2 separate regions of the Mus musculus genome follow, and region 2 is linked to region 1. A link is a loop called in an ENCODE intact Hi-C map of the cell type or tissue named here. Cell type or tissue: heart. All regions are shown on one strand. Each heading gives the region's core, and the rest is flanking DNA. Links, peaks and the distances in the headings are about the cores only. Region 1 holds the start of Etv5 (ets variant 5). Region 2 overlaps Dgkg (diacylglycerol kinase, gamma).

What was found. Hi-C counts contacts between places; a loop is a spot of excess contacts. Peaks named below come from ENCODE experiments on the same cell type or tissue, not always from the same donor. Only the 100,000 strongest peaks of a DNase experiment are listed, where the experiment ranks them.
Region 2: a loop joins it to region 1, with 4 times the contacts of the local background. A loop is called at or near these places in 7 of 42 quality-filtered maps.

Annotation. Positions count from the first base shown.
Region 1 is chr16:22,434,734-22,450,451 of GRCm38, reverse strand. Etv5 (ets variant 5) reads left to right here and starts at 10,882. Exons shown (of 13, transcript NM_023794.2): 1 at 10,882-10,935; 2 at 13,892-14,014; 3 at 14,164-14,251; 4 at 14,385-14,432; 5 at 14,525-14,575. The coding sequence starts at 13,970. In heart, for the core only: a CTCF peak has its summit at 10,030; DNase peaks (open chromatin) are centred at 5,431, 10,651, 11,481, 11,921 and 1 weaker place; H3K4me3 peaks cover 2,608 bases; H3K27ac peaks cover 3,541 bases.
Region 2 is chr16:22,491,158-22,506,875 of GRCm38, reverse strand. It overlaps Dgkg (diacylglycerol kinase, gamma), which reads left to right. Exons shown (of 25, transcript NM_138650.2): 22 at 6,475-6,652. Among named protein-coding and RNA genes, the nearest start is that of 9230117E06Rik, 12 kb to the left of the region's middle. In heart, for the core only: no CTCF peak of the experiment used is centred there; a DNase peak (open chromatin) is centred at 6,705; H3K27ac peaks cover 1,321 bases.

The sequences.
Region 1 (15,718 bases), core at 4,020-12,019:
CTGATAAAATGTGAGGCAAAATGCAAAGATATACATTAAAAAATGTCTCCATTATGTAAAGCTGCATTGAAAAAAAGGGAGGAAATATGTTCAAATGTTAACTGTATTCATTTCTAAGATGATGGATGCTTGCTGATTTATTTTTAATCTTTTTAAGAAGTCTTCCTAATTGTATACAATACATACGTATTTTGTAATTACCATTGTATTATAATTTGTATTTATATTGCAAATCGTGTTTTGTACTATGAACTTTTAAAGCTTTTCAAAGACAGATGCCCTGACTGGGTTAAGAAGATTGGGTAAATAAAATAACACGGTCTGGGCTTGCCTACCACACCCATGGCCCTTCGTCCAAGATCCAGCACTGCAAAGTAAATATATAAATCTGACAAGAACAAATAGTCTTGGAATTATCTCCCCATCTTAAAAAGTGAGATTTGGGATTAAGCCATGAATTAACACAAATTATAGTGTCCTCATCGATAAGTAGGACGCCAGCTGAAGGAATATTCTTTGCTTCAGCTCTCACACCCGTGCAAGATACACATCAGAGCTTGTTAAATAGCCAACAGCCTGCAGGACTCAGTTACTAGTCTGTGTGGACTTGGATTCAGGCTTGGGCTCAGAATGACTTGAATGGGTGTCTGCCATTCACAACTAGTCCTAATAAAGGACTCTTCAAGAATCCCTACTGGGGACCATGGGAGGAGCAACTCTGGGCTCTGCCCACCCCCACCCCACCCCTCTGGAACTGCCCCTAGGTTCACCAGGCATTTGAAAGTCCTATTGTCTCTGTCCTAGAGAACTAGCAAAGAGGCATGGATGGAATCTGCTGGACCAGTTTCACTCCCTACCAGGCCTAGACAGGCCCCTCTGTTCCTCTTTTGGGCCCAGTCCTGGCCTAGGTCTAGGAGGCCACTTAAGAGTGGTTCCTCTGTTGTTGACACCCTGGCTGTAACAATGTCTTTAATCTCATCGCTCAGGAGGCAGAGGCAGGCAGATCTCTGAGTTTGAAACCAGCCTGGTTTACAGAATGAGTTCTGGGACAGAGTGGTTTCTCTGTCTGCCCACGTCGCCGTCCAAGTCAAATTCTGTGCTCCTGGCTCCTCACTCTGCTCTGAGGTACTGAACGCCCTTCACAGTCAGTGGACCTGTCTTCTCCAGTGTGGCAGAATCTCCTCTCACTTGTCACTGCTCCAGAACTTCCTGAGACTCTTTGCTCAGAGGGATCTCAGTCTTGCAGCTCTTCAGCACACGGTTCCTGTCCAGCACCCCTTCCTGCCCGGCACCCCTTCCCCTGCCTGTCCTACTATCCCAGCCTACCTCTGTTACCCAGCAGCAGCCAATCCAGCTCTCCGGTCCAGCAGATAGTTCTTGAGTGGCCCTTACAAGTCCCCTAGGCTGGAAAGAAAAGTTCCTTCCCTAAAATAGAATAACGATGGAATCTAGTCCAATCTGTGCACAAAAATACAATTTTCTCAATGTTAAAGTCTTTTCCCCAATAATTTTTGTTAAATTTTTGTTACCAGCAGCTTTGCCTATCTCCTGGGCGAACTCACAGGTGAGACGTGAACGAGTCCTGAGTGGCTAATCTCGGAAAGCCTTAGGGACAGCCCAGCACATGCCCCTCCACAGCTCATGCATTTCATAAACATGTGTGCGTGGTTGCGGCCTTTTAGGCCCATACACCTTCCCATTTTCTACTAATTCAGTTGTCTTGGTTCATGTAATACATGCCACATACTTTCAGGATAGTCTTTTATTTCTTTTTAGAATATCTAACTTTACTTGCATGTATGTGTGTGTGAGAGAGAGTACAGCATGTGTGCTTAGCTGCCTGCCTGCAGAGGCCAGAGGAGGTTATCAGATCCCTGCCTGGAGCTGGAAGTATAGGCAGTGAAGCTGACTGATGTGGATGCTGGGAACTGAACTCCTCTGGAAGAACAGCAAATGCTCTTAAGTCATCTCTCCAGCCCTCAGTGATACTCTTAAAAAACAAACAAACAAACAAACAAACAAACAAGCAAACACCATGGTGCTCTGCTCAGAAAAGCACGATTGCTGTGAGCCAAAGCCGTGACAACAATTGTGTCAGACCCTTTCCCCACATCATGTCACACACACTAACGCACAGTTGTGCCCTTTATCACACATTCTGCCCCTGTCACCATGCTCCCTCCTGCCAAGAACACTCCAGCATCCAGCAGGATTCCATCGCCCTGAGAGTCTTTTGCTTCTGTGTGGATCCTACGGGACTCTTTGCATTTCTTTGGCAGTCTGTGAGGATGAAGAAGGCACAAAGCATTAGGAGGGAAAGACACTGAGATAACACTTTCTACAGGAAGTGTCTCATCGCACTGAGAAGGACAGCACGCAACGCAGGCACCTTCCTCCCGTCTGGAGCTATCACCACACTGCCATATGGATTACCTAGTTACCATTCACATTTACAAGGTGTACACATGGGTGTTAGCGAACGCTACCCACGTTCTAGTCAGGAATGCGTGGGCCAGAACAGGTAAAACATGGATCTTGTAATGAAAAACTACATCTCATCATTAAAAGCAGTGTAAGATGTACGGAGGAAGGGGAAGCCATATTTAGCATTTATATCCTATCATGACACAGGCAGGCTCTGTCAGAGCAGGCCCTGAGGTCAGCCTCCGCATTCAAGGTAAACATACCTAAGAGGAAAAGTCAAGATAAAACTCAGATAAATATACAGAACAATTAGGTTATGGAAGGAACATGGAGGAAGAGCCAGAGGGAGCTCCAGGCAGAGTGTGTGTAGAATTCTCCCAACCAAGATGTAACTTGATGGATGGGTGAGATGGAATATCTTGGGATGCTCATCTGAAGGAAACCAGAGACATGGGTGAAGACCAGGCAAGCCAGGGGCCCCACAGCCTCCTACTCTCTCCAGGTTAGAACACTGGAGAGTGGTTGTCCTACATTTTCACTTTTGCCAGGCCCTGGATGGGGAGCAGCTCTGTAGGAGGAGCTGGGTGACACAGGTTGGGTGAGTCCACCAGGAAACTGCACCAGTCCTTTGGAACAGCACTCAGGTGTGATGCGGATTCTCCTATGTGACTAAAGGCTGAGGGGAGGCCTTATAGTCTTACCAAGCTCCATGTCACCTAAGTTGTGACCAAAATGAATTACACTTTCTCAGGACCCAGATCTTGCTGCTAGGAAGTAAAGTGGTTCCCTGGGTACAAATATTGAGCTTTTGAAAGGCCCCGTTACCAGTATCTTGATCCTTCCTTTTCCACTATGTGGGCAGGACAGAAAGGCACATGCCAAACGCAGGTCCTCCAAGGGCGGCCGCTGTCTCCTTTCTTGGGGACAGTGCTTTGTTGTAGTAGAAATCACTTGGCCATTCATAAAGTCAGTCTTTTGTGACCACCCGCCAAGTACTGCATGATGGAGTTGCGAGGTTCAGACAAAATTTTAAGAGGGTCCCTATTGGAGGAATGTGTGCCACAAGCACCATGGCTGTGTGGATGCTGTGATCGATAGTTTAATCAGAAGCATGACAGAGGATGTATTTAGAGCCATTTCTGGGTTTTGGTGACTGTTTTTACCTATGAGATGTAACCCATTATTTAAAAATGTGAACGATTGTCCTGCCAATGACCATCCAAGACATCTGATGACTGTCATCCTCTCCCATCTAGCCCTGTCTCAGCTGTGGCTCCTTCTAGTCCTACTATCTTACTAGTTAGACATGTAAGAGCAATCAGTTGGCAGTCTGGGACATAGCGACTATTGGCAAGCCTACGTGTGCTCAGCCCGTCCCTCTTTCCTGTCCCCTGGCTGTGTCTCATGGCAGGAACCATGTGCTTGCTGCCTCCTGAGGATCCGTAGCTATCCCAGCCCCCACAGCTGCGAGGCTAAATGGTTGGCATCTGACTCCCAGCTGGGATTTTCAGATCAGGTTTGGACATTTCAGAGGTGGCCTGTTTGACCTATATACTTTTTTTATTATGTAGAGCATGTACAGGAAAGTGCATGGATTGTTAAGTGTGGACGGCGTACGTTTTCACAAAGTAGGGACCTCTGTGTCTGCATTCTCCACACGTCTTAGTTAGGTTGGTTTCTATTACTGAGATAAAACTCCATGGCCCCAGTCAACACAGGGAGGGAAACACTTGTTTGACTTACAAATCCTGAGTCATATTGCACTGAGGGAAGCCAGGGTAGGAACTCAAGGCAGGAACAGAAGCAGGGGCCACAAAAGAACCGTCCTTACTGACTTGCTCAGCCAACTTTCTTAGACCACCTAGGACCTCCTTCCGAGGGGCGGTACCACCCAGTGAACCTTCTCACATCAATGGTTAATCAAGAACACGTCCTACAGACCTGCCTACAGGCCAGTCTGATGGAGGCATTTTCTCAGTTGAGGTTCCTCTTCCCAGATGACTTAGATTGCATCATGTTAACCAACAAAACAAAACAAAACAAAACAAAACAAAACAAAACAAAACAAAATCTAACTGAGACAGCAGACTATGAAACAAAACTTTACTGACTTACCTCTCCGCCCTAGCAGGGCTGGCCCAGGTGGATTTTTCTAATGTTTTGAGTCTTTAGGCCTGGGCTGGCCTCAGACTCACAGAGATCTGCCTGTCCTTGCTTGCCAAATGCAGGGTCTAGAGGTGTGAGCCACACCAGGCCTGGTGTAACTTCTTGATGGGAATGGATGCCTAGGAGGGGCAGGAGCAAAAAGAAAGGAGACCTTGGGATGGTCCCCGTCTTAATCAATGCTACCTTCTCCCCAGAGCCAAAGCACACCAGACAGGAAGTTAGCAAGAGACAGTGGGGGAAGATGTTCATTTGTTTCTAATATTTACTATGGTGGTTTGCTCTCACGTGGCAATAGATAGGGAGCCTGGCTCAGGCTAAAATGTCAGGCTGGATGTGCCATGTCAGGTCAAGTAGTCAAATCCACTGATGGAGTATCTCACCCACTACCAGTCACCATTGTTTATTTCTCCATTGTTCAACTCAAAATACACACACCCCACTCAGTAGATCCCGTAGAACCTCAGTGTAGGTGAGTGCCTACAGACCAAGCCAAAAGCCCAAGGACAGCCAGTCTTGCCATCTGTGCTTCAGCTGCAACAATGAAGCAGGCCAGCTCCTTTATCCCTTAGCTCCAGTCTTCCAGTAGTGCTGTTGGGAGATGCTAAAGCAAGACCGTTCATAGCGCCAGGCAGACAAAAAACCAACCAACCAACCAACCAACCAACAAGCATGAGATTCCCTGCTCTTGAGTTGGGAATGAATGAAGTCTGAAAAGGTCACAGCAAGGCCCAACTTCTGCTCATATGAAACTCACCACCAAGGGCATAAAAGGAAGCAAAAAGCAGACTCTAGTCAGTCAAAATAGAATCTGCCGAGTCCACACATCAAGTTCCTCTACAGAATCACTGGGGCAGGCACATCAGGCCTTGCTCTGAACCCACGGAGCCCTTCTCCACGCCCACTTCAAACTCGTTTGTTTTGAAGGTTTCCAAAAGGCTGGCAAAGGGCCGGGGGTTGCAAGCATGAGCTACCATGCCTGGCTTGGTTTGGGGTTTCTAGGCTGCCAGATCAGAGGAAAAAGACTAAGATGAACATAAGGCACCAAGGGACTGCAGACTTCCCGCTTTTAACTACAAGTTCTGGTTGTCAGAGGAGGTGGAGAAGAAGCAGCGAAACAGAGCAGACACAGGTTCCCTTCAAAGCCCCGTAGCCCGAGGGTCTCTCATGTGGGGCAGGCAATTCTACTGGGGGGAGAGGGGGAGGAAGGAGGGAAAAGGAGCTAGCGTGAGAGAAAGGGGGGAGGAAGGAGGGAGAAGGAGCAAGCTTGAGAGAGGGGGGGGTGGGGAGGGAGCTTGGCATGTGACTGGTTCCACAAGCAGTCATGTCTGTAGCTAGAGGTGGGGGATGGGCTCAAAAGAAACTCATGGAATTACTGATCTGCCAGAGCTGTTTCAGAGTGGGACCTGGTTATGAAAGGCAATGTGAAGCCATTTATGTTTTTATGTATGTATGTGTGTGGGTATGTATGTATGTATGTATTGGTAGAGGGGTGGGGCTTAAGGAAGACATCCTCCCCCTATCAGAAGTCTTAATTTCTCATGTTCCTTCAGATTTCCCTGAGAGCGATTGTTTGGTAACATCTAGACTGGAGTTTTAGCAGAGGACAGGAGGGAGACTATGTCAGGAAATAAAGCCAGGAGAGGGATATGGGCTCCTCCCAGCCTTCCAGTCATAGCATAGCATCAGGAACAGTGCATTCCAGCTGGCATGCTGCTTCACATGAGACATCACAGACATGCATGTGTGCGTGTTCCAGTGTGGGTACAATTGTGTGTGCATGTGTGTGTACACGTGTGTGTGCATGTGTAGAGACTAGAAGACATCACTGAATCTTAGTTTTCCAGCAGCAAATTGTGTTTTAGTGCTGCTTGTGAGAGGGGTTGGGGACACTGAGTGAGGCACTGCATGTGGAGTGTCTAAGACATGGAAGATGCTCAGGAAATACAATTTCTTTTTCTGATGTGGGTTTCATGAAGGTGTATCCTTGCTGGCCCAGGATAATGCCAACGAAGCCTAGGTGGGATTTCTGGAGCAAGTTTCCTGGGAACTACTCTTGTGAGAGCGGCACACGAAGAGTTGGAACCTCAGATGGGAACTAATGCAGGAGAGTGCCAGAGAGCAAGGCCTTGTTTAAGATCTACATTCCTACATTCAGCTCACGAGTCTCTCTCTTACTAGTTACATGCCCTTGAAAAAAAATTTCCCAACCTTTGTGCCTTACTTACCACATCTAGCAAACAGGAGCCTGATGGGATACAGATCATAGGGTTGATAGAAGGATCAAGCGAGTTAATTTAGGCAAAGTCTCCAAATAGAGTCTGGCTCTTCCAAAGCAGGCTTTTTGTGTTCAATCGTACAGCTTCTAACGGACTGGGCTGCCCAGCCTTGTGATTAAATAGCAGGCTCTGGGGAAACCCTGTGTGATACACTCTCTGTATTAGTTAATTTTGGAGTCACTGTGACCAGATTACCTCAACTGAAACAATTGAACGCAGGGAAGATTTATTTTGGCCTTTGGCTTAGTGAGTTCTGGTCTGGCTGAGCAGGAAGGGCAGCTCTGACCATGGCTGAGGAGGAACTTCTTACCGAGAAGTGGCAAGGATGCTCTGAAGCCAGGGTCTGCTCTGCAACCTTTAAAAGTCTGTCCCCCAGGACCCAATTCTACCACCTCCTAAACATTTTGCTGCCCTCAAAATAGAACCACTAGCTGAGACCCTTGTTAAGACACATGGCACTTGGACCATAACCCTCTCCCGCTCTGTGATATCTCCGTGCCTCAGTTTCTTCACCTATAGAGGTGATCGTTATGGTGCATGCGCAGAGGGTTACAGGCTGAAATAATGCTGTTTATGTGGAACTGAACAGAGGAAGTTTCTAGTAACGGTGGGACCTCACTATCCCCTGGCTGGAAGGAGCAACAGGACACCGATTTGTTTAAAGAGACACAGACGGTGGAATATTTTCTTTTTTTCTTTCAGGCCTCAGGGCACTTCTTCCTAAATCTTAGAAAATAAGACTGAATTCTTGACCTTTCCCTTGAAGAAAACATCTCTGTCCCATTTAGTGTTTGTCTTCACATCCTTGGTTATGTCCCCGCACCCCAGGGCCACACTTGCCATAGTGAAACAGGAGGCACAAGGCGATATAGGGACAACCGGAGCACGTCCATCAGTTTGGATACCAGCTTAAAGGTGGGTTGTGGGCCTTACACTCTAGCTTGCTTTGGCATTTTGTAGGGGCCATGTAGAAAGCAGACCTGTAAAAGGAGGCAAGCAGCCAGGCTTGGGGCCTCCTTTCCTCCCTTCCCCTCGCCCTCATTGCCTCCTCTAACTGACGCTGCAAACTGAACTTGGTGAAGAACAGGCGTCTAGTTTCTCATTGTGACCGAGTTTTGCTACTGCCCAAGGACAAAGGCTAGATTGACACAAGAAGAATGTCCCAGGGGGTGGGCCTCTTTTTGTTTCCTTTTCCAAAACTGTTTCTCTCCTGGAGGGGAAGGAATGATAATTAGAGCACTTGTTCTACAAATCCCCTATGTAAATATGTTCTTAGGAGCGGAGATCCAGCGCATTAGACTAGAAACTTCTCGTATTACCCTTAACTCTCCTATCTGGCAGAGATAACAAGAGAAAGACAGTGGGATGTGAATGGGGATAGAGAAGCAAGAGAGGAGTGGAAGCCATTTTGGCCTCTGGACTCTGTTCGGATGTCCTTGCTGGGTGGGACTCCTGTCGCACCTCAGTTTCTCATTTGTAGAATGGAGATATTAATAGTGATGAATGTCTTCTCACTGCCTCACTGTGGGGACATAGCTAGACTGTGGAGGGCTGTGTGACTACGGGCTGCCCAAGGCAACCCCTGGAGATCATTCATCTCTATGTTATTTATTTATTATTTATTTATTTATAGCCCAGCACAGGATCTGGCTGAATATCTGGTACATCCTAAATGTTTGCTGGATGACTAAGTTATTAGTTACCAATAGCTTTAATGAAGCATAATTCCCCACATATGATACTGTGGCTATCAACTTCTCTCTTTTCTGTGGTGCTGGGTCTATAACCCAGGACTTTGTGCCTTCTAGGCAAGTTCTCAATGATCTTCCCAAACTACCATAACTACCCAGGACTCCTGGGCACATGACTGCCTTCTCAACACCTAGGAGGAGGGGAAGAATAGACAACTAGCTGGAGGTGAGTTTGGGTTACATAGTGAGTTCCAGGCCAAACCGGCTGCGTATCAAGGTCCTGTCTCAAAGAGTAACAAATACATAAATCAAGTATGACACACAATACTTTCCCTCATTCCAGTTAGCCCCTGTTTATTGCTACACACTTTCAAATTTCTCTTCTCAAGGAGGAATGGAGAGCTTCGGTCTGAGGCAAAGGTCACAACAGCCACACTCCAGGCGTGGAGTGTAAGGAATGTGAAGGAACCACTGTGAAGAGGCCTGCACTGGAGCTGATACAGCAAGCCACAGAACTTTTAGAGGACTGGGATCTGAGACAATTAAGCAAAGGGGAGTAGGAAATTCTTGAAGAAATTTCAACCAGGCAGGAGGTTGGCCTGGGATGAGAACAGGGAGGGATGGCGGTGATGGGACCAAGCCGGTGAGAGAGGATCTGGAACTAGTGTGGGCCTTGCTGAATTGAAAGCCTTCAGGACGTCAGAAACAAGCTGGGAACACGGGTACAAGAGGACAAACTCTATAGCCACCAACTAGAATAGGAGCTAAGGGAAGCACTGTGCTCAGGCAGGAAATTAAATATCAAGGAACTGCTCGTTAAAAGTTCAAAGCACCTGCCCACACTTCAACTGGTGCCCTTCCCAGTCTCCGGCAAAACCGATAACTCAGCCCACTGAACCTGGGTGCAGGTCTCATCCCAGCATTCAAACTGGTCAAGGACTGTAATCAACACACCAAGTACCAGCTCTGATCCACAAGCTTAGGGGGGAAAGGCCGCGGACTAGAAATCCACACCACGTGTTTCACTGTGGGGCACTGGGCACCCTTAGGGTAACAACTTGGGACCCGCTTTGCTGAGGCTCAACTCTCCAAACGCTGACACCTTGCTGCCCGGTTAGTAGAGAACAGAACTCGTTCACAAGCACCCTAGCGTCCTTGGGAAAAGAAGAGAACGGCCATTGTCGGTGGCAGGAGCAGGACGAGGAGTTGGAAGGGGCAGAGGATTGTTTTATTTGTTTCCTGGAACACCCTGTTAAGAATCTCAACAACTGCAGTCAATGCCCGATCCTTTGGCAAGCAACACTGCTTCTCCCGGTTCCCAGCTGCACGGGATCTAATTCGCAAACACACCATCTTGCATTCAACACTTAAATGGAAAACAAGCAGCCCGGGAGAGAAGCAAGCGGTCTAACTGCACGCACGTTTCAAAGGGATTTGTGCTTCCAAGGCCCTCTACCGGCCCGGTGCGATCCACGAACCGGGTTTCTGGCTGTAGCCTCTTGCCTGTAGAGCTCAGAGGCAATTATTAGCCCGAGAAGACGCGATCGGGTCGGGCCTTAGGCTTTGGCAACATGGGTACATCACTAAGATCTGGAAAAGCTCAGGTTTTTAAAGGAAGGTAACTACTTTTTTTTCCCACTGGAAACCTGGTTTAAAAAAAAAATTAAGGCTTCTCTTCAAGGTAGCTAAGATTAGAGGGCTCGGTTTCCGTTTTTTGTGTTTCTATGGGCCGAACGCCCAGGCAGGGTCAGCGAGTTTCTGTGTGTGGAATGACGAATTCCTCTCGCCTGAGTTCTAAAATGATAACTTAGCTCGCTGCTGCAGCTGCGAACGCCTGGCGCCAAGCGGCCCCGCGCGGGGGTGGCGGGAGGAGCGGTGCAGGCCGAGGCCAGGGGGAACTTCGCGAGTGGCCCCTTTAAGAGCTTCACTGACTCAGCTAAGCTTCCCCCTCAGGTCGCGTTTTTTATGAATGAAAAACGTCCTTACATTCATTATATAAACAAGCCGGTGCTGATTGGTCAATGGCGCCCAGCGCATAAATTATGTAAAACAGACCTCTGAGGGCGTTGAGGGAGGCCGACCGTTAGCCAATGGGCGCCGCAGATGATGGGGCGGCCCAGCTGGATTTGCCTGAAGACAGGGTAAACAAGAGGTGATGGGCAGCCGCGGGGATGGCCGCCGACCAATGGGGACGTGTGTGCTCTGGGCTGCGGGCCAATGGCGGCGGGCGGAGCCGGCGGGGGCCGGGCCAGTGCTGCAGCGGGTTGCAGGGCGGCGCAGAGTCCGGAGGCCGGCGCGCAGAGCGGTCTTCATCCCCGATCGCTGCGGCCCAGCCCGCCACGGAGGCGCGCAGGCGGGCGCGCGGAGTGGCCGCTCAGGTGCGGACTGGTTCTGGGTCCTCAGTTGGGCGTGCTTGGGGTGACTCCCGGAGCTAGCCGCCCCCTCCCCCCGAGGCCCGGTTCGGTTCGGTTCCTGGGAGGCTTCGGGCGGGGGCGGCTAGCGGTTCCGGAGCGAGCGGAGAACGGGTTTCCGCACGCCGCGGAGGAGGCACCCGGGGTGCTGGAGCGGGTGCAGGGAGCGGGGTGCCCGGCTCAGGCTACAGAAGCGGGGTGCAAGAACGGGGTGCGGGGCGCGAAGTTGTGGGCCCCCGAGGGCCCTGGGAGGCTCGCGAGAAGAAACGCTCCGCGACTCTTAATATGGGGGGTGGGGGGAGGCGAGCAGCAGTTTCAGGGGTTCTGCTTCAGAACCCCGAGAGTTAAATGACACCGACATGTGCAGCCTGAGGGTGCAGGATCTGCCCGAACTTCTGCAGGCCTGGCAAGTTGGAGACTGGGCAGCGGGCCCGCAGCCCCCCACTCCCTCCTCTTAGGGCTGAGGGTATTGGGGCCGCCTGAGCCACGGCCTGGGGGAAGAGAGAACCGGTTCCGAGGCTGCCGAGAGTGTGCTGGAACCTCGTGAATGATTCGGGGTCTCCCCCGCAAAGGGGGTACTGATTAAGTAGGGGGTGATGAGGGGAGGCGGCATGTGTGATCAGGAGCAAATGAGGCTGCTGGTATCGGCCAGCGCTGCACCTCGTTTTCTGAATGTGGGTGACTTTATGAATGAAGCAGGTTTCTTTCTTGGGCTCTGAGCTCTGAGGCTTTTTTTTTTTTCTCCCTTTTTTTTTTTTTTTTTTGTGAATGAAGCATTGAGCTTTCTTCCTAAAACGCTGGGGTGAGGGGCCTGCGTCGGAGGCTAAGCGTGCGTTGGGAGTGGGGGCGGGGGCGCAGCTGAAGGAGTTTTCATGAATGGGAAGGCTGGGAATTGGGTGGAAGTGTGTCTTGTTTTGTGAATGGGGCCGGGCGCGAGGGATCCAGTTACAGCCTCTACCTGCGGTGGCGGCCGCGGCTCCATCTCCCATTCATAAAACCAGGCTCGCTGCGCGCCACGGGGAGGGGCCTCGATCCGGTCGCTGCGCCCAGTTAAAGTTTTCCTGGGGGCACCCTGGATTTGGGGGCTGGGGGGGGGGAGCGACTACGACGACACAAAGGAAGTGGTTTAAACTCCAGGATGAACCGAAGCCTTCCCTGCAGGCTTTTAAAAGATACTTTGAACACGACGTTTCCAGCTCTTGAACTCGAAGGGCTGCTTAGAAGATCCTTGCTGCTGCTTTTGGAATCTCTTAGGGAAGTTTCTTTTTACCGATTTTTTTCAAAGGATATTTTTTTGCGCATCATGAGCTTCTAAAAATATTTTATCCTCTGGTTTTCCTACACGTTGTTCTCTTAACCCACAACAGACATTTAAGAATTTCTGAGGCCACAACTTAGTCAAAATTTTTAAAAATACAGCACAGAATTCTTTCTTCTCCACAGTCTACTAAAGATTCTCAGATTTGGGTCCTGGTTGGTGACATTCAAGAGAGGCCTCATTCTGAACGATGTTTGCACTGTGTGGAAGGAAGGCAAGCTGGCAGAAGTGTTTTTCTAGGAAGTTGCGAACTCTCTTTCCTTTGACTTTGAAAATATCTGATTACTTGGGCCAAGTGCTGGCTGTGAAGGGTTTTCTTGTATCCTGCTCACTTATGAAAATTTGATATGGTGCTCACAGCGTGAAAAACAAGTCAGATGGAAATGGTTACTGTGAAAAGTGTTCCCTAGTTTGTGTACAACTTAAAAGAAAATGCTAGTTAGGCCTGTCTGTTATTCAGACCTGAGGTGAATAAATACTTGTTATGCCCCCATTATTTTGACCTGAGTTTTTATTTGGAAAATTAAGTGTTTAGGAAGGTAACACCTAAACTTGCTAGCTAATTCCTCCCACGCTAGAAAAGTGTCTCCCCTCTTGATTTAGTTCCAAGCCCAGCTCTTACCAGTGGTTGACTGATTTTGTTGAAGATTTGAGGTCATTGTAGAACAGGGAGTTTTCTTTTCATGGATATTTTTGCATTGAAAGATTTCAATGACGGTGTTTTGTTTTTCTGTTTCTTTTCCTTTTTTTTTGGCCTTTTGGTAGAAATGTTTAAATATGTGCAGTGGAACTGAATTTCCTTTATCTCTCATTTTTATAGATGTTTTATTTTAGAAATTGAGTAGATGGCAGCTAATCTTTGTAGGTTGCCATGGAGATGCTGTGTCATTTCAGGTATACACACCTGTTTGGACAGACGGTTTGGGTTTAAATAAAGAATTGTGTGTGTGTGTGTGAAGAAAGTATACTTTTGATCAGTTTGTTCCTGGAACTGTACTTAGTATTTTTACCATATACCTACAAAATGCATTTGAGACACACCATGCATTTGGAACATGGAACACCCAATTTCTCTAGTTCCTATCATAAAGTGGCAAATCTTAATTAAAAACTTATCTTAAAAAATAAAACAAAGCCGGGCGTGGTGCTGCACGCCTTTTATCCCAGCACTCGGGAGGCAGAGGCAGGCGATTTCTGAGTTCGAGGCCAGCCTGGTCTACAGAGTGAGTTCCAGGACAGCCAGAGCTACACAGAGAAACCCTGTCTCAAACAAAAGAAAACAAAAACAAAACAAAAACTCTGCAACAAATGTCCTAGAAGGTCATTTTTCAGTGCAAGTAAGGGAGGGTTTGATTTTTTTTTTGGTTGGTTTTGGCTTTTGTGGTAGACAGGCAGGCAATACTAAAGTGTGTGTGTGTGTGTGTGTGTGTGTGTGTGTGTGTGTGTGTGTGTGTGTGAGAGAGAGAGAGAGAGAGAGAGAGAGAGAGAGAGAGAGAGGGAGGGAGGGGGGGGTAAGGTGGCTACACAGGCAAGAGGGAAAGACTTGTATAAACTTAAGCCACCCCACCTCCGCCAGAGTTTAAATCTTCCCAATCCATGTTACAGGAGTATCTCTTTACCACCCCCAAGAAACTACTCAATGCTGAAGCCCTTCAAAGTGATAGCGGAGACTTTGGAAGCACCATGGATGGGTTTTGTGATCAGCAAGTCCCTTTTATGGTCCCAGGGGTGAGTTGGTTCTGTTCTGTTTTGTCCTTGACCTCTGTGGTGTGTCTTCTCCCTGGAGGCGTGGGTGGACTCTCTCTGCACCTCTTTCCTGCATTTGAATCTTCCTCTTTTTTTTTTTTTTTTTTTTTTTTTTTCTTGGCCTCTTTCAGAAATCTCGATCAGAGGACTGTCGAGGGCGACCTTTGATTGACAGAAAGAGGAAGTTTGTGGACACAGATCTGGCTCACGATTCTGAAGGTAGTGCAGCTGTCCCTGTGTGCTGTGGCTTCCTCAGGTCACACAGACACTGGTGTGCAGACTCCTGGATGCTCCTTAGCACAAGAAATAGCCCCATTTTGAGTCTTTTGTTTGTTTGTTTGTTTGTTTCCAGAGTTGTTTCAGGATCTTAGCCAGCTGCAGGAGGCTTGGTTAGCTGAAGGCAAGTTTCTTGACTGTCCTGTTTTCTGTGTAAAACATTTCACTGTGCCTTTTAGTAAAATGCAAAGATCTAAAACACAACTCTCTTTCCAGCACAAGTTCCTGATGATGAGCAGTTTGTCCCAGATTTTCAGTCTGATAACTGTAAGTACCTTTGTGTTGGTGACACATTTGTTCTGAAATTGTTTGGCCTTGGATGATTTCCATCTAGAATATGTTCATTCTACAGCGATAGCCAGAACATTTGGACAGTGGTATACCTGCATTTTAATAATTCAGGGTTAGTCCAGAAGACTTGTCTCATTTTTTTATTGATATAATTTCTTGCTCTCATGAATGCATGACTTATTCAATATAATTTCAGTGAAATTTCTTTTTACCTTAACAGCTTGACCTCCGGAATTTTAAATTAGGATACTAGATAAGATTTCTGTGTCAAACATCTGCTTGTTTTTAGATATGTCTGAGTTGAGGGGACACACACACACACACACACACACACACAAAACCAGTACTGGTGGGGGTTCTTGCAGAGCTCAGAAGAGGCTGTTCGGTCCCCAGGAACAACTAGAGTGACAGGAGATGTTGAGCAGCCTTTTATGGGTGCTGGAAACTGAACTCGGATCCTCTAGAACCAGAGCAGCAAGTATTCTCAACTGCTGAGCCATCTTCAGCCCCCAGTGCTTATAAACCAACATTTTCTTCAAATCCTTTTCTCGTTTTTGTTTTCTAAATTTAAGTCTTTGGGCTGAGGTTATAGCTCCGTGGTATAGAACCGCCTAGCATGCCCCGCTAGCACTCCAGGCCCAGCCCACTAGCACTGCAAATGGAGAGTTAGACATTAGGCAGAGCCAGTGATGAATCTGTGTTTTTGGTCTCCTTTGAACGGTACAGCACGTACTTCCTGGAGGATTTGTGTTAATTGTGGTTCTACCTAACGTGTCGTATTGTGTCTTCTATGCTAATAACGGGTGGGCACTGAGTGCCTTGATTTGCTCTCATTTTCCATGTGGTTGTTGGGACCTTCCTGTTGAGTAAAGCCTTTTTATTATTCGCCTTTGGGTGCTCATTCCTTAAGACAGGTAATGTGTGCATCGAGGAGTCCCACGAATGGCTTGTGAGGCTGGCAGGGCATAGTTAGCTCTGCTCTGCTCTTTCTGGGCTCTCCTCAACACATTCAGGAGCTTTATGGTCCAGGCACAGCTACCAAGGACAAAGCTGGCTGATGAAATTGGAGCAGCACAGAGCTGCTCTAGAGAGCATTAGTCACTGGCGAATGAACAGGTT
Region 2 (15,718 bases), core at 3,069-11,068, 57 kb before region 1:
GTTACTAGGGCCCAACTAATTATCAACCTTAGCAGCTCTCTTCTTTCCAAACCAAAGAGGTCAGGCCAGACAGGGGCCAGCCTTCCCCAGAGCCCTAATGTACCATCTAGGCTGCCAAGCCACTTTCATCCCTACCTGCCCCTCCCTGTCTTCTCCTGGGTTCTGGGTTCTGTAAGACTTGAAACTACCAAGCGAGGTTTGATGGATCTTCTTTCTTTCTTTCTCTCTCTCTCCCTCCCTCCCTCCTTCCCTCCCTCCCTCCCCCCCCCTCTCTCCCCCCCATCTCTGCCTGATGCTTGCTGGTGTCCCATTTCCTCAAAACAGAGGCAAAGAGGGGCGGGTTACCCAGGCTCCTTCAGTCTCCTACAAGCTTGGTTTGATACTCTGACATGGAGTTCAGGCATCAAAGGCCACCACCTACCCGCAGCCATCAGAGCCAGTCAAAGGTCAGGATGTGGTCCATCTCACTGTACATTATAACCGAAAGACCTTTCCTAGGGATGCAGCCCAGTATTTCTCCCTTAGCAAGAGAGCTACACCCTGCATTTTGTCACTCACTGGGGAAATCATCCTCAGACTGTTTCCAAAAGAGAAAAAGTACAAGAAATTTATAGTTCAAAAGGAACCCTAGAGATGTATCAATAAAACATGGCAGTGCTTTCAGACAACCAGTAATTTTTAAAAAGGGGGGGGGCTGTTAAGAAGGTTAAGGAATTATGATTGCCATTGAAGGGTGGTGATGATGGATTTAATCTGTAAGCCTTTATTGTTTAAAGGTAAACGCCATTTACATGTAAGAGAAAAATCTAGGTTTGCTGCGGGACAGTTCGAAGTGTGTGGGGAGCCTTGAACAAGTTTGGTTGCCAGAAGTAACTGCTATGCTGGGTCTTTATCTCTCCACTTTTCTGTACTTTTAGAAATAACCATTTAAAAAGATTAAAACAATGGAAGAAAGGGGAGGGGCGCATCAGAATAATGCAATGACAGACAGAGTCTGAGGCAGGGAGCTCAGATGGTGACCCAGCCTAGTGATGGGTGGAGCTTCGATACAAAACAATCTTCCTCCAAGCCAGAGAAAATCTGTCTGCAGGTGGTGTGGAGAATCCAGGTTAGGGATAACGCAGTCTAAAAACTGAAACAGGTCGTCAAATAAATAGACTCTTTCCCGGAGGACCTGCAGAAAAGGGCCAGTAGGGCTGCAATCCAGAGTCCTCCCTTCCCCACCTTTTCAGGTTAGAGGGGAGGGCCTGCTGCAAGGTGCCTCCCTCCCCTCTGATGCTGTCGACCCCCTCAGTGAAGACAGAGAGCTGGGAGAGTCTAGGTTCTGCCTAGAAATGCAGAGATCCAAAGTTTCTGGCTAGGGAGGAGGTGAACACAGGGCGCTTAGCATTTGCTTACAAAGGCCTGTGGTCTTTTAACCTAGTCTCTAGTTACCTACACAACAATTCTCCAGCCAAAAACAAAACAACAACAACAACAAAACTATCCTCTCTCTGAATATGGGTGCTGGGGCCCAAATGCTGTGGACTGCAGCCAACAACTGTAGCCTAAATGCGCACAGGGGAGAGAGTGGGGCTGGCTTCGGTGACCCCTGTCACACCTGCACCTGGCAGCAACACCCACGAAGGACAATCTGGAGTGCTTGCGTGCCCATAGGCTCCAGCTCTGAGTCCCATGCCTGGCTGTAAACGCCTAGGTGAGTGCAGCATAACCGCCTTTCACAGCAGGGCCTGCAAGCCCTCCTGCCAGCCCCAGCATAGCTCAGGGCTGCAGGCTCTCCCTGGAGCCATCCTGAAGGGGGGCCAGATGACGTCATGGAACACTTGGAGGATTTATCTCAGGAACAGGCTGTTGCCAGTGTTCCAGTTAGGCCTACAGTGCTCCATTCCTGGATTCCACTTTTCCGAGAGACTCAGTACAGCAAGCCTCAGGTCTTAGGACGTTCCAAAGGAAATAAGAAACAGTGGCTAGGAGGCAGGTGTGTAGAGAGGAACGCTAAAATGCTCTAGCCAAACTGGGCGAGCAGGTTCATGACCTGGAGTGGGGGGGGGGTCTTCCTGGCACAGGAAATGGGGGGGACTCAAATCATGTAGGAGTTAGGAATTGCCTTTGCCTCACACCAAAATTTGCTTACCTCCACCCCCATTTTCTGTCTACTTAAAGCACAGAGAGATTAAGGACCAACCCAGAATCACACATCTGACTCACCAGGAGTATCCTTTTTAAGGGTAGACCTCAGGGTCCTCCCCCCTCGACTATTTGCCCCAGTTTACACTGGAGGGATGGAGAGAAGAGTCTATCAAGGGCAGACAGAGGGCTGTTTACTAGGGAGGAAGCAACAGTTATGCCTACAGAAAGACAGCAGACACTTAAAACTGCAGGCAAGGAAGAAAGGTGACTGAGTGAAATACAGTTTGCCAGGGAGAATGCTGGTGGTACATTTCTTTGGTTTTGTGGGTGGTTGTTTTTAAAACAACTCTGGCCTAGAGACAGGATTTAATTATGTCTAAGCCCTTTATAAGATAGAATGGCAGTGGAAGATTCAATTATTCAAACAACAGCTGCAAGCTGAGTTTTGCTGTAAACCCAGCATCAGCTTCACTGCCTCGTCTCTAGAGTGGAATCTGGCATCCAGGGCCTGCTTTGGCAACCAACATCTGCATCTGTGCAGAGCCATGTTCTGTGACCCTGAGCCAGGGCCGTCCGTCGCCATCCACTGGGGTAGCAATGGTGTCTCCCTCAGCACTAGGCTCCTCAGAGACAAGGTAGACAGCGGCAGTCTGGTGCCCAAGGCAGTCTGGCCAGGGGAAGCTGTGACTATCATTATTTTTCAGAAAGAAAGAGATATTTCAATCAACAATGAATAAATTGCGGTGCTGTGAAAGTTACTCCAACCAGCAAGGAAAGTAGCCATCTGGTCTAGGAAGAGATAAGAGATAAGGAAAGGGGACAATTCCAGGCTCAGAGCAGAGGAAAACTCATTTTGAAAAATGTTTGGCACAGTGACCCAGAGCCTAAATTCCTAATTAGTAGTTGCATAAGAAGGATGGGCCAGTAAAAAGACATTCCAAAATAAAGTCCTAACAGATCATGAAATGTGTTGAGGAGGAAAGGGAGTCTTGTCTCTGTGACAGCAACACGGAGGCCAGGAGCAGCCCGGGTGATAAGGGAACTGTGCATAGACGCAAAGGCAGCATGTAGCCACACCCAGGAGTAACTGCTTAAAGCACACCTCAGACCTCTGAGCCTGGCTCTGGGAAGGCTGCTGCTGAGGGGGATGCTAGATGATGTTTGAAGCAAAACAACAAAAAAGCAGAAAAGGAAACCTGGAAAGTGTAGTTCAGCAGGGCTCTGCCATCTGAGAAACGGTCTTCTTTTCTGTACTTCTAGTGGTTCTCTGCTGGTTAGTCTTATGTACTTGACACAAATTTGAGGCACCTGGGAAGAAGAGCCCTCAACAGAGAGATTGCCTCCAATAGATTGGCCCGTGGGCATGTCTGTGGGGTATTGTCTGGGCTGATGGTCAATGTAGGAGGACCCAGCACTTTGTGGGTGATACCACCCCTGTGCAGATGGTCTGAGCTATATAAGAAGACAGTCTGAACAAGCCATGGGGAGCAAGCCAGTAACCAGCACCTCTCTGTGGCCTCCGATTCAGTTCCTACTTCCAGGTTCCTGACTTGAGTTCCTGCCCTGAATTCCCTCTGAGATGTGTAAGCTAAGTAAACCAAGTCCTCCCTGGCTCAGTTTTGGTCAGTGTTCATCACATGGGGCGAGTCCCAAATTAAAAATGGGGAAACAGATGCTAAAGTGGCCTCCCTGTCTAAGGAGGGACAATGGACAACTTGCAGGCCTTGGAAAATTCACACTTGGTTGAGCCCAAGTTGTTGGAAGATTTTAGGTATCATTCAGAAGTCACTTTGATAAATCTAGAATGCAGGAGATTCTATCAAATGAGAGGCAAAGAGATAAATATCACCGAGTGTCTCAAAAATAAAAGGGCATACCATGAAAACTACATATTGAGGTACTTCTGTCTAATCCCTGGAAACTAGAGTTGATGGTTGGCACCCATGCATGGGTGATATAGTTTACTAAAGATAGAATCTTTTATTACTTTTATTACTTTTGTGGTAAAGGTTGTCAGGGAAAGTCTGACGTGACACTTAGCAGACTCTCTTCTGTTTCAGCAGGAAGAACACAGGATTGAGGTCTGTAGACCTGCTTTTCTATCCTGTTCCACCATTCATAGATCAGATGCTCACAGGGCAGTTGTTTTGCTTCATGGATCTTCCTTTATGATTCCATCTCAATCCATATGCACTGATAGGAACAGGGTCCTGAAGACATACTGCATCAATAAAACACCTCACGCTAAGGTTACTACTGCATGACATGTGGTGTGTTAAAGTGACCAAGGAGAGACTTGATCCCTGGTTTTGCCATTATATGACTTAACCCCCCAAATGATGAGCAAGCTGCAACTAAGGGCACAGAATATCGGTCTGAACAGACTAGAGGAGGTTTGAACCAAGAACTAGATTAAATAAATGTAAAGTCCTGCATCTAAGCTATATTTTTCAATCCTACTACATAAGGTCAAGAGAGATAAACACATAGTAAGATGAAGGTCAAGGTGACTGAGGTGACTTTTTTACCCACTTCAAATAAAAGAGCTAATGAAGATCTTACCACATCAGCGATAAGGACAGTGGCAGGTAACTTGTGACACTTTTATGGGTGCTTTGTACACATCTTGTTTTATGACCATGATGATGTGATAAGAGCTCCAGCCCCAAGAAATACCGGTGTGATTGCCATCTGTCCCACCAAACAGGTCAGCGCTGATGCTTCCGATGTCAGGGACAGTACCAATTAGGTAGGGAATAAATTGTGGTGTGTACAAAACAGAACACTCAATATAGGAAAGGTCTGATAAGGAGGTCCGAGCAGTGACCACACTCAGCCCAGAGGAGTGGGAGAAAGAGAAAGCCCTTACGTCTGAGACTGTTACTGCTTACCTTAAAATCTGTATGCTTCCATCTGTACACTGTGTGAACAGCATACCCACTAAAGAGGACTTTGAAAAGCTCCAGTCTCCCCAGTAGAGAAATGAGTTCCCAGTTATCAGAAACACTCACTGTATTCTTGTTCTGTGGTTGGAAAACAAGGCAGAGGTGCCAACATTGATTAGAACTTCAACGAAATCAGGCGGCGGGTGAGTCACTGTGAACCAACAGAGCCCCAACTCTTTCTCATCCTTCTCTGGGGAAGATTCTCAAAGTTTGATTTCTGGGTACTCTAGGCCATTTTCTGTCGTTCCTGAATACCACAAGCTGGGTGAACAGTAAATAGCAAATGTTTAGTCCTCACAATTCAGGATCAGGGTCAAGGCGGCTGTATGTGATGGATCCTTCTCCTCCTGAGAGTCCTGCAGTCTGCAGGCAACAGGAACACACATGGTTTCCTTCCCCCTCAGACAAGGCTAATGAGATCTGGGGCTCCAGTTCTAGAGACCTCATCTAATCCTAATTAGCCCCCCCCTTCATACTGTGTCAATTGAATTAACTCCCACCAAGAATCTGATGGAGGCATCTAGACCATAGCAGTAGACAACACAGGTGACAAGTAGATTGCTACCATATGCTTTGGACTGTCTTCCTTTTTTAAAAGAAGCAAATTTAAAAAGCAAAAACAAAAAAGCATGGTCTTTATGGTCAAATTCCACAAACGTGGAGTTTCCCTGGGCATCCTTGGACACTAAAGCTCATCTCCATGGGTCCCATTTGTTTTTCTGTACATGAAATAAATCACCAGCAATCCCGAGGGACAAGGATCAAAGCTAGTGCATTTTTTTTTTTAATTTTTTGCTGCATTGGTAAGCCTTGTGCCAAAACGGGATAGCTTTCCAGCTAGGTGAAGCCTTCCAGTCTCTCAGACCTCACGGGGGGTGGGGGTGGAGGGGGTAGAAAGCAGAGAAAGAGTCTCTGCTACCTCAGCAAGCACACGTGCCAGAGCCACACTTAGTGCAGCTATGAGAGACAGGCAGATTGGAAGGCCTCCCAGACCCAAAGTCTTGCACTTCTTACCAGGCAGAGATCAGGAATAAAATAAAGGAATAAGATGAAAATTGTCATTTGTTGAGAATATACCTAATACTGGTTTCTGGACCCAGCAACACCACGAATCTTCACAGTGATTAGCAAGGGTCCACACTGGGGGTATTGGGATGGACTGAAGGACAGTTTGGCAACCACCTTGTCTAAAATACATCCGTAAGTATTTCTAGCCCTTGGAAGTTCGTACTGGATGACTCTGTCTCACCATGGCGGCCAATGCCTTGAGTCTGAGAAGCTGCCAGATGTTTAGTTTCTGACTGACAGTGATTAGGTGACTTAGGACCTGTCACTCTCTTTTAGAGACCCGGTGACCACGCATGGCCCCACCATGATCTGCCTTTTCTCTGCTTTGCAGTGTGACGGAGTTGAGGTGGATCTGAGCAACATCTTCCTGGAAGGCATCGCCATTCTTAATATTCCCAGCATGTACGGAGGCACCAATCTCTGGGGAGAAACCAAGAAGAACCGGGCTGTGATCCGGGAAAGCAGGAAGAGCGTCACAGACCCAAAGGAGCTGAAATGCTGTGTCCAAGGTAAGCAAGCATGAGGATAATTGCTCCAGCCATTGCCTGGGTGACAGAGTGAGTTGGCAAGCCACAACAGAACCTACATCAGGCTTGATAAGGCCCCACAGCTGCCAAGGACTGGTGCTCCGGGAACAGGCTGACTCATTGGTCCTGGTGATACAAAGCTTACAATCTCATTAAGAAGGCAAGATTCACAATGAAGGAACCCTAAACAATAGTCTGTAGTCAACCCAGGCTCTAAGAGGTCAGGTGTCAAGTACTGTTCCTGCCTTGGGTACCAATGTCTTCCAGTGTCTACAACCAATAGTTCTCAACATGTTCTCAGCTCCCAGAGCAATATCAGACACCACCCATCACTCTTGCCCCTGGAAGCCCTTCATCCAAATGGCTTCTAGAACTCTCTTGCTCCCAAGTTTTCTTGGTCATCCTCCTGCTTCTCTTTTCTCTAGCCTCTTGATACTACAGGGTTCCCACACAGGTCGTTGGCCTTCTCTAGTCTGTCTGTACCTCACTGGTGGCCTCCTCCAGTTGCAAGCCTATCTTTCTCTCTGGATTCTAGTGGTGCTATATGTAACGTGTACTCACCAAGTGTGGTAGTGTGTGTCGTAATAGCAGGACTCAAGAGGCAGGACCTGATGGTAGCCTAGACTTTATACCTGGAATGACCCTCCAAAGCAATCTGGTCTTACAACCACAGAAAGACCCCTGAGGAAAAGGTCAGTTTATGACATGGACCAAATCCAGTACTGACTCCAAGTAAAACACCAAATGTTCAATGTGGCCTGGAGCCTCATGGGGTCTATCTAGCCTTCAGCTAGCCTTCAGTAGCTCCCAGACCCCATCTTCTACATGGACTCTCCCCATTATGCACACTACTTCTGTCAATCATGCAGGCTGCTTGTGTAAGTCAACTAGTCCTTTCCAGAATAGCTGGCAGTATGTCTCAGAGGCCCTCAGCTTGAATCACACAAGGATACAGGAGAGCTTTCTGAGATGCCCTTAAATGACGTTCATCCCTTTCTCAACCAAGGACTCCGTCTAAGCTCCTGGCTACTGATACTGATTGGTCACACCCTTCTTGGTATCTCAGTTACCAGGAGAGTAGAGAGGTGAGAAGCTGGGCTGAGGACATTGCCATGGGTACTATACCAGCAGGAGAGGACTAAATTCTGGTACTGGTATTGCTAATAGCCCATTTATTGACACCTCAGTTTTTATTGCTGTAAAACCAGCTTTTTAGGTAAAATCTTGTTAGCTGGATAGATGGGGCCAAACAAGATTGAGTCCTAAACTAGACTTGTTTTGTAAAAAGATTCCTGGACTCTAAGGACTCCCTACCATTGAAGGGAGAGACCCATCTACCATTGAAGGGAAGGGTCTACCTACCATTGAAGGGAGAGACCCATCTACCACTGAAGGAAGGGCCCATCTACCACTGAAGGGAATGGTTACTCTCTTAGTTCATGTGGATCTATATTCTAGAGAAAGATAATCAAGAAACATCATCTTCATACCTTTGTCCTTTTAAAGCTGACTCAGGAATATTTCTCTTTTGCCCTCTTAAGGCCCCTTCATTTCTCACAGTAAACTTTGCAATTTGTATGAATTATTAAAATGAATAATGTATTCCTCTTTCCTCCCTTAGCAGGGGAAGTTGTGGGTGCTAACAGAGTGAGGGAAATAGTGGAGGTTATAGAAAGTTCCTGACACCCCACCCCACCAAGCTCCCACCCTGCCCCACCCACTCTCACCTCCCTGGCATCCAGCTCTATCAGAACAGAGAAGGAACTGGCAAAAATGAGGCCTCCCCCATATTCACCCTGGGGGTTGAGGAAGCTCTTCCTGGGATCACATTCTGCCTTGGGGCTCAATGTCAGCTTGCATCTTTTCCTAAAATGTCTGATCTTACATTTTGTGTTCTTTAAGCAAGAATAAACTGTTGATCACTCTTAGCTCTTTTCTACAAGCCCCTTTTCCTGTCCCCAAAACGCACTGTCAGAGATGAAAGAGGAAGCACTTCCTGTTCTTCAACAGGAAGTGAGAGGACTGAAGCAGAGAGAGGGCCCAGGAGGGGTCCTGGCTTCTGGGCTTTACAGAGCTCTCAACTTGGAGTCTTTCTCCTGAAAGAGCCAACATCCCATAAGAGTGAAGTTGGCAGCAGGAAAGCTAAAGAGACACGTTTGTTCATTTAGTGCCTGGCTCCAGCCCAGACTCTGCCTGTCACTAGATTGCGGCCTGGGGTGTGTCCTCTCAAGTTCTTGGCACTCCGTTTTTCTTACCTATAAAACAAGCAATCAGGAAATCCTATCTTGAGTCTCCCAAAAATGACAGTCCTGATTTGGTCTATGTGACCTCCTTGAGCAGAGTTATCTGTCCATGTTTCCTTCTGTGTGTTCTGTCACAGGATTTCTGGGTCTGTAGCTAAGGGTAGGGGGCTCTCTCTGCAGGCACTTCATCTCTGGAGACCCTTGACTCCTTGGCCTTTCCCTGGGACTGGGCTGGGGGTAGGGAGAAGTCAGGGCAGAGTACAGGGAGAAGGACCCCATCATAGGAAGGACAGGAGAAGGTTTACTGTTCAATCTCTCACCAGACATCAACCTTCCTCCTCAGAAGACGGACCCAAGGATTACCACGGAGTGGGTTCTATCAGAACAAAGGCCACTGAGGGAGCAATGGGGATGGGTGCAGGGGATCTCGCAGGTGGACAGCCCAGACTTACATTTGGGCTTTATATTTCTCAGCTTCATAACAACTTGAAAATGACTCAACCCCTCGGCTTCCTCATATATAAATTCGGCATAATAATACCTAGGGCCCTTACTGCGTCAAGAAGATGGTGGGTGGAAAAGTACCTGGACTCAGTATGAACTCAGACTTAAAAATAACCTCCCTCTGTCCTCTTCTACACCTAGCATGCAAGTAGGGGTCTGGTTTGGACACTTCTGTCTTCAGCATGCACCCACAATGAGAAAGAGCAAAGTGAGCTACTGCAGACGTCAGCCTTGACCCAACACAGAAAGCTGAACAAGCAACTGGACCTACTACCAGCTTCCTCCCTAGGCTTCTCGGATCCCAGAGACAGAGTTAGGGATTATGAGTTCTGAAGCCCTGCTATCTGTCCCCAAGTATCAGAGTCTAAGAAATAAGGGGCTGGACAGGTGGCTCAGAAATTAAGAGTAGATAATGATGCTCTCTCAGAGGACCCGAGTTCAATTCCCAGGACTCATATCAAGTCGGAACCACCTGTAACTCCAGTTCCAGGAGACTTGACGCCTCTAGCCTCTGCAGGCTCCAGTACTCATCCCCACACAGATACAGACACAGACTTTAAAATAATAAGAAAATAAAATTTATAAAAAATGAAAAACATTCGATAAATGAGAAGCACCTAGCATCAGTTTTCATTAATATTGGTAATAAGAATGGTCAGAAGTAACCTCTATTTTTTCTTACATTCTATTGTAGCTTGCAAGTGATTCTATATGAACTAATATAATCCTAACCCAAAACCCACGAAAAAAAGATTATGTACCTAGCCAAATGAGCCTACTTCATAGTTGGGGTGGGGGAACCCAATGAGTTTATGCCCAGAAGTAGCGTCGGAACCAAAACTTGTGTCTATGATTACAAATGAGTCCCTCGAGGATAGTGTCCATCTAGAAAATATACTGGAGAGACTTCTGTGCATGTTGTTCAAGCCAGGCTGTCACAACGTGGGCGACATGTAGGTATAGTCCAAGCAGAGGATCCAATCCACTTGATAACACTCTGCTCATCCATCCCTGCTAATGATACCAGCCTCTAGAGCCCCCAACAGAGAGAGCAGCTTTGAACTCCCTGGGCACTGGGCTCTCCATCTCAGCAGAACACTGGCTGTAGATTGCCCTGAATCGTGGGTTGCTCACCCTTATCATCTCTTTCCCTGTCTCTCCTGGAAAGCAAGGGTGGGGGCATAAGTTCCACAGTGAGCCTTTCTTTACTGCTCTGGTGTCAAGCTGTGTGAGCCTGGAAGAGTGAGGCGTAAAATGTGAGGTGGGCTGAACTCTCCTGAAACAGCCAACCTTAGAGCCTCAGACAGTTCTTACCCTGAGGGTGAAGAAAGGTCACCTGAGTAAAGCCCTCAGGGGTTCAAGCTGTACATAACCACAAGGACAAACTGCAGAAACCTGTTTTCCCATAGAGGAACACAAGTAACAACAGCTGGGGTGAACTCACTCCTGTCCACTGCGCCTGGGAAAGAGCAGGAAAACACATTCCAAGAGCAGTTGTGTTTCGAAGAACCTGTCACCAGACTCTGGTTGTCTTGGAGTGTTCTCCCAAACGATCAGACTTCTCACACAACTCCGATAGTGGACTGTGTTCTGACAACCTTTCTGTCCCTTTCACAGCCCACTACCCAGGAGGGTGTGGAGTGTTCTACAGAAAGGGTTTCTGTAAGGAGAGAAGAGAAATCCTGCCTTCAGTGGACACAGCAGATAATAGATTCTGCGGGACAGGATCAGGCACAAGTAAAATTGATAAGAGAAAAAGTCTTAGAAAGTGTTATATGAGAACATGGGAACTGTTGAACGTTCATTTGAGAAGAGAGACGTGCTGGCCATCTTTAAATAAGTCATCCAGATGCCGCTTAGAGAACTTGTAGCTGAGAGTCTGTGTGGAGTGAAGAGATACCCCAAAGGAGAATTAAAAAACAACTCAGGCAGGCCTTGTCGTCACCACCTATGTGTCCTTAGTAACTGTCTCCAAGCCTCTATTTCAGCACCTCACCAAACAGAAGAGTGATAGGCTCCTTCCCTCAGGACTATTGTGAGAGTTGAACGTCATCCTTGTGGGCACATAGCTGCCTGCACTTAGAGCTTGATAAGGCCTTGATTAATAGTCACCATAATAACTGCTTGGTGTTAAATAATATGAAAGGGACAATTTCGAACCCTTTCTCTTTACTGCTCCTTCAGATTTTTTTGGCCAAGGTTTCCTTTAAATCTCCCATGGCTCTAACAGTCAGAACTTCTTGGGTTATCATTGTGACTATCCTTAAAGTGCATCTGGCTGTTGCTGTGGGCATAGGAGGAGCAGACTGTCATCTAGAGATGCAGGGGGAAGGACAGGGGTCTGGTCACCAAGTGAAGCAGAAACATGGGTGCGTGAGTGAGGCTGGAAAGCAGAGTCCTTGGAGGTCTGCCATTCCGTCTGGCACCAGCCCAAGATATAAGTGAGAGACTTCCTACGCACTCTCTCTAACCCTCAATCCAGTCTTCGGCCTGGAATCAGTTACCCCCACTGGACCCTCTGGTTATCTCACACGTGGTTTCTCTATCAGTCCCCCTTGAACCACAAATAGAGTGTTCTAGAAAGTTCCAACCCCAAATCTCTCTAGACTCTCACCAGATAATAATTTCTGCCATTTTGGGTAAACAGAACAAGGGTCAGACATTTCTGGTAAGAGAGTTTTGAGTTGTTCTTATAGCATTACAGATAGGTTTTGTCAGATCATCTAACATACATGCAAATGTTCCTACCAGGAAAGACTTCCCCAGTCACGAGGGGACTAGCACAGCATGGCCTCAAGAAGATAAACCCACAAAGAGACATAGGAACTGTGATTAGTGCTAAGAAGAGTCCATGGCTCCTGGGTCCAGATGAGGCCAGCCAGCCAGCCAGTGTGACTAACACAGGTACACCCAAGGCCTCGATAGCCAGGTGCTCGAGCCTGGTGACAGAAGCACTCCCCGTGCCCAAGCGCATCATCCTGCTCTCCCAGATTCCAAGGCTCTCTAGGAAAGGGAAGCAAACCACAGTGCAAACCCCCTGGCATGCAAGATCCTGGGGCCCTCGGCTCCTGACTCTGCTGCTCTGCAAGCACAGATGGATCGCTCATCTGATTGCTCATGGTGCCTTGTGGGTTTTCACCAATCATAGGAACTGTGTGTGCCCTGAATTCTAAAACCAGGACACAGATACTCTCCAGCCATCTCAAAGTTTCATACTCCCAACTGGAAAACCACAGCTCAGTTGAGACTCAAAAATGATGGTGAGCATAGATTTATAGTTTCTTGTGGCTTTCTTTCCAGTTTTGTATAAAGTCATAGCAGGTAGGGCCTGATAGCTTCAATTTTGGCCAAGGCTTTTCTTAATTATCCTAAAGATTGTACATTTAGTAGGGGTATGGTACGTACTTTATGTTTCTGTGATAAAATGCTAACCAAAAACCAACTTAGGGAGGAAAGGAGTCACCTGACTGACAGGTCAGTCCCAAATGAAGCCACAGCAGGAACCTAGAGGCAGGAACTGTGGAGGAGAGCTGCTTGCTGGCTTGCTCTCCATGTCTTGTTCAGTTTGCTTTATCATAAAACCCAGCACCACCTGCCACGGCTGTGGGGTAGGGGGGACATCATCATAACGGTCTCTCCACATTAATCCTTAATCAAGAAAATGCCCGGCAGGTGTGCCAACGGCCTGGTCTAATGAAGGAGGTTCCTCAGCTGAGATTATCTCTCCCCAGGTGTCTCTAGTTTGTGTCTAGTTGACAAAAACTAACTAGCATAAAGGTCTCTCCTGTGGGTTGTTGGCACAGAAGGAGGCATGTGAACTCTGAAGGGCCTCAGGAGTTCTAGGTGTGTGCAGAGGGACTCTTCTCGGCACTGGAAAGTTACCATGGCAACATGTGTCATCTTGGTAAATGTTTGCAGGCCTACTGAAAGCCTTTCCTTTGCTGTGCACAGGAAATCACAGCTCTGCCATTCAGTCTTTCAACAGCCCACGCTGGCATCAACAAGCCCCAAACTAGTCATTATCTCTCCCTTCTACCCATCTCCTGTTCCTCTCCCAGAGCCCACTGCCTCTCCACACGCACATGTTCCCTGCCTGGTTAGTGTCTTACCTGCTTTCCAAGCCAGGTACCAGAGTCCTGCATTTCCCCCTTCAAGCTACCTAGGAGAACTCTCCTGTGAGTCCCTCACCAGACTGGGAGCTCCCTAGGGAGCTCCAGATGCCATTGTCTCTGTGCCTGGCAGAGTCTCTGAGGCCTCAGATGGGCTTCTGAGTACTGGTTGGTCACATGAGCGGGGACACATGGAGTCATGGTGTGCTAGGGGGCTGTTTTTAAGTTGGACTATCAGGAAAATGGAGTTCTTGTGAAGAATGATGGCAGCACTCAGGATCCCAGGACCTCTCTGACAGTGACAGCCTGTGTTGCAGCTTGGGAAAGCCTGCCTCTGGCCTCCCCCTCTAAGCTCCTCTCTATTCCCAATTGACTCTGTCAGAAAGGAACTGTGGTCTATGAAGTGACCAGCAGGATTCTGCAGGTAAGGCCAATCCTCCCGCCCCACCCCCATTTTTTGTAGTGTCCAGATGAAGGCTGCACAATGTGGGTTTTAGATGCCTGCTTCAGTAGAAACACACTTTTCTACGTAGTTCTGAAACCGGAACCATAGGTCTCTTAAATTTTTAGTGATAATTTTATCCTCTAGATGAGGAGAAAGAGACAGCAAGGTAGAGCGGCTTGCCCTTGGTCAAACTTGGATTGAAATATAGGTCTTCTAGTCCACAGAGAACAATCTTCACTCCTCTTCAGTCTCCTAGGGGGCAGAAAATATTTTCTATATTAAGATATGTAACTAGGCTTTGTGTGCCAGAGTCTCCAATGCAACTTCCCAACTCAGTTGACTTAGCCGTAAAAGTAGCCCTGGAGAATAATTGAATGAGTGTATGGGTCTGAGTTTCAATAAAGCTTTATTAACAAAAACAAATAGCGGGCTGTATTTGGCCTTCATGCCATGGCCAGCTAGTCTGTGCTCTAGAACTTCAAATGGTCCATGACCCAAGAGGATGGGCATCACTTGAGTGCAGTGCAGACTGTCAAGGCCCACACAGACATGCTGGATCAGAATCTGCATTCCCAGCACCCTCTCCAGTCATGGGGAGGACTTTGCTGGTTGGCCTGGCTCCTCCCTCAACCCCCCAAAAATGTCATGATAAAGTTTTATATACTAGAAAAATGACGTGTGGAGAAGTTACACAGCTCAATTGCTGGGTCTGGATCTAGAGTCTAAGTTCTAGCTTTCCAAACATGGAATTCTTTCTACACCCATCAAAGAACCTACCCTAGCTCCAGCCTCATGGCTTTGGGTTGGCCCATGATCCAGTCAAATTCGCTGGAAATCCGAAGGGAAGCAACCAGTCTTGCTGCCTTGGCTGACTTTGGAGCAGAGGACGCCAGCTGGGTCTCCTCCTCCCCACCCCCTACCTCCTGAAACCCAGGAGAGGCTGGTGAGATGGAAATGTGCCAGGGAGACGCCTTACCATCTGCAGAGGGAAACCTGCTCTCATGGCAGCAAGCTGGAGCTAAACTCTAGCTTCATTCCTACCTCCAGAGGTCTGCTGCTCCAAATAGAAGAGAAGCCAGGCAAACTTCATTTTCTACATGCAAAAGGAACAGCTAGTCCAGGCTAGAACTAAACACTTTGTTTTGTGTCAACTGTTGTTGTTCTACGGCTTGCACCATTTTGGTTCTCAAACCTGTCCCTGTTGTCCGCTGCAGCTTTTAAGGCATTCAATACCGGACGGGCGCTTCCTAAGATCCATCCCCACAGCAAAGCACCCTACTGGCCATATGCCCAGACACTGTTGTTCAGAAATCTTGGCCAGTTTCTGTTTTGTGCAAGGATAGTATGTCTTAGTCAGTTGGGGCTGCTGTAATAGAAGACCACAGGCTGAGTGGATTAGACAGCAAAAATTTCATTCTCATACTTCTGGATGCTGGGAAGTTCAGCATCAGGATGCCAGGCAGTTTGGTTCCTGGCAAGGGCCACATCCTGGCCTGCAGAACTTCTTGCTACATTGTCATTTGTGGGCAAAGTTCCTCTGTTATGCCTCTTTAAGGAAAAAAAAAAGGTTACCCTCATGATGTCCCCAGTGCCTGCTATCAAACTGAGTGTTGGGGCTTCAACATATGAATGGGGGGTGGAGGGTAGACACAAACATTTAATCCATAGCAGTATTTGAGCTTTATTGGGGTTTTGCTTGTTTGTCTCACTGTATAGCCCAGGCTGGCCCAGGATTCTCTAAATGCTA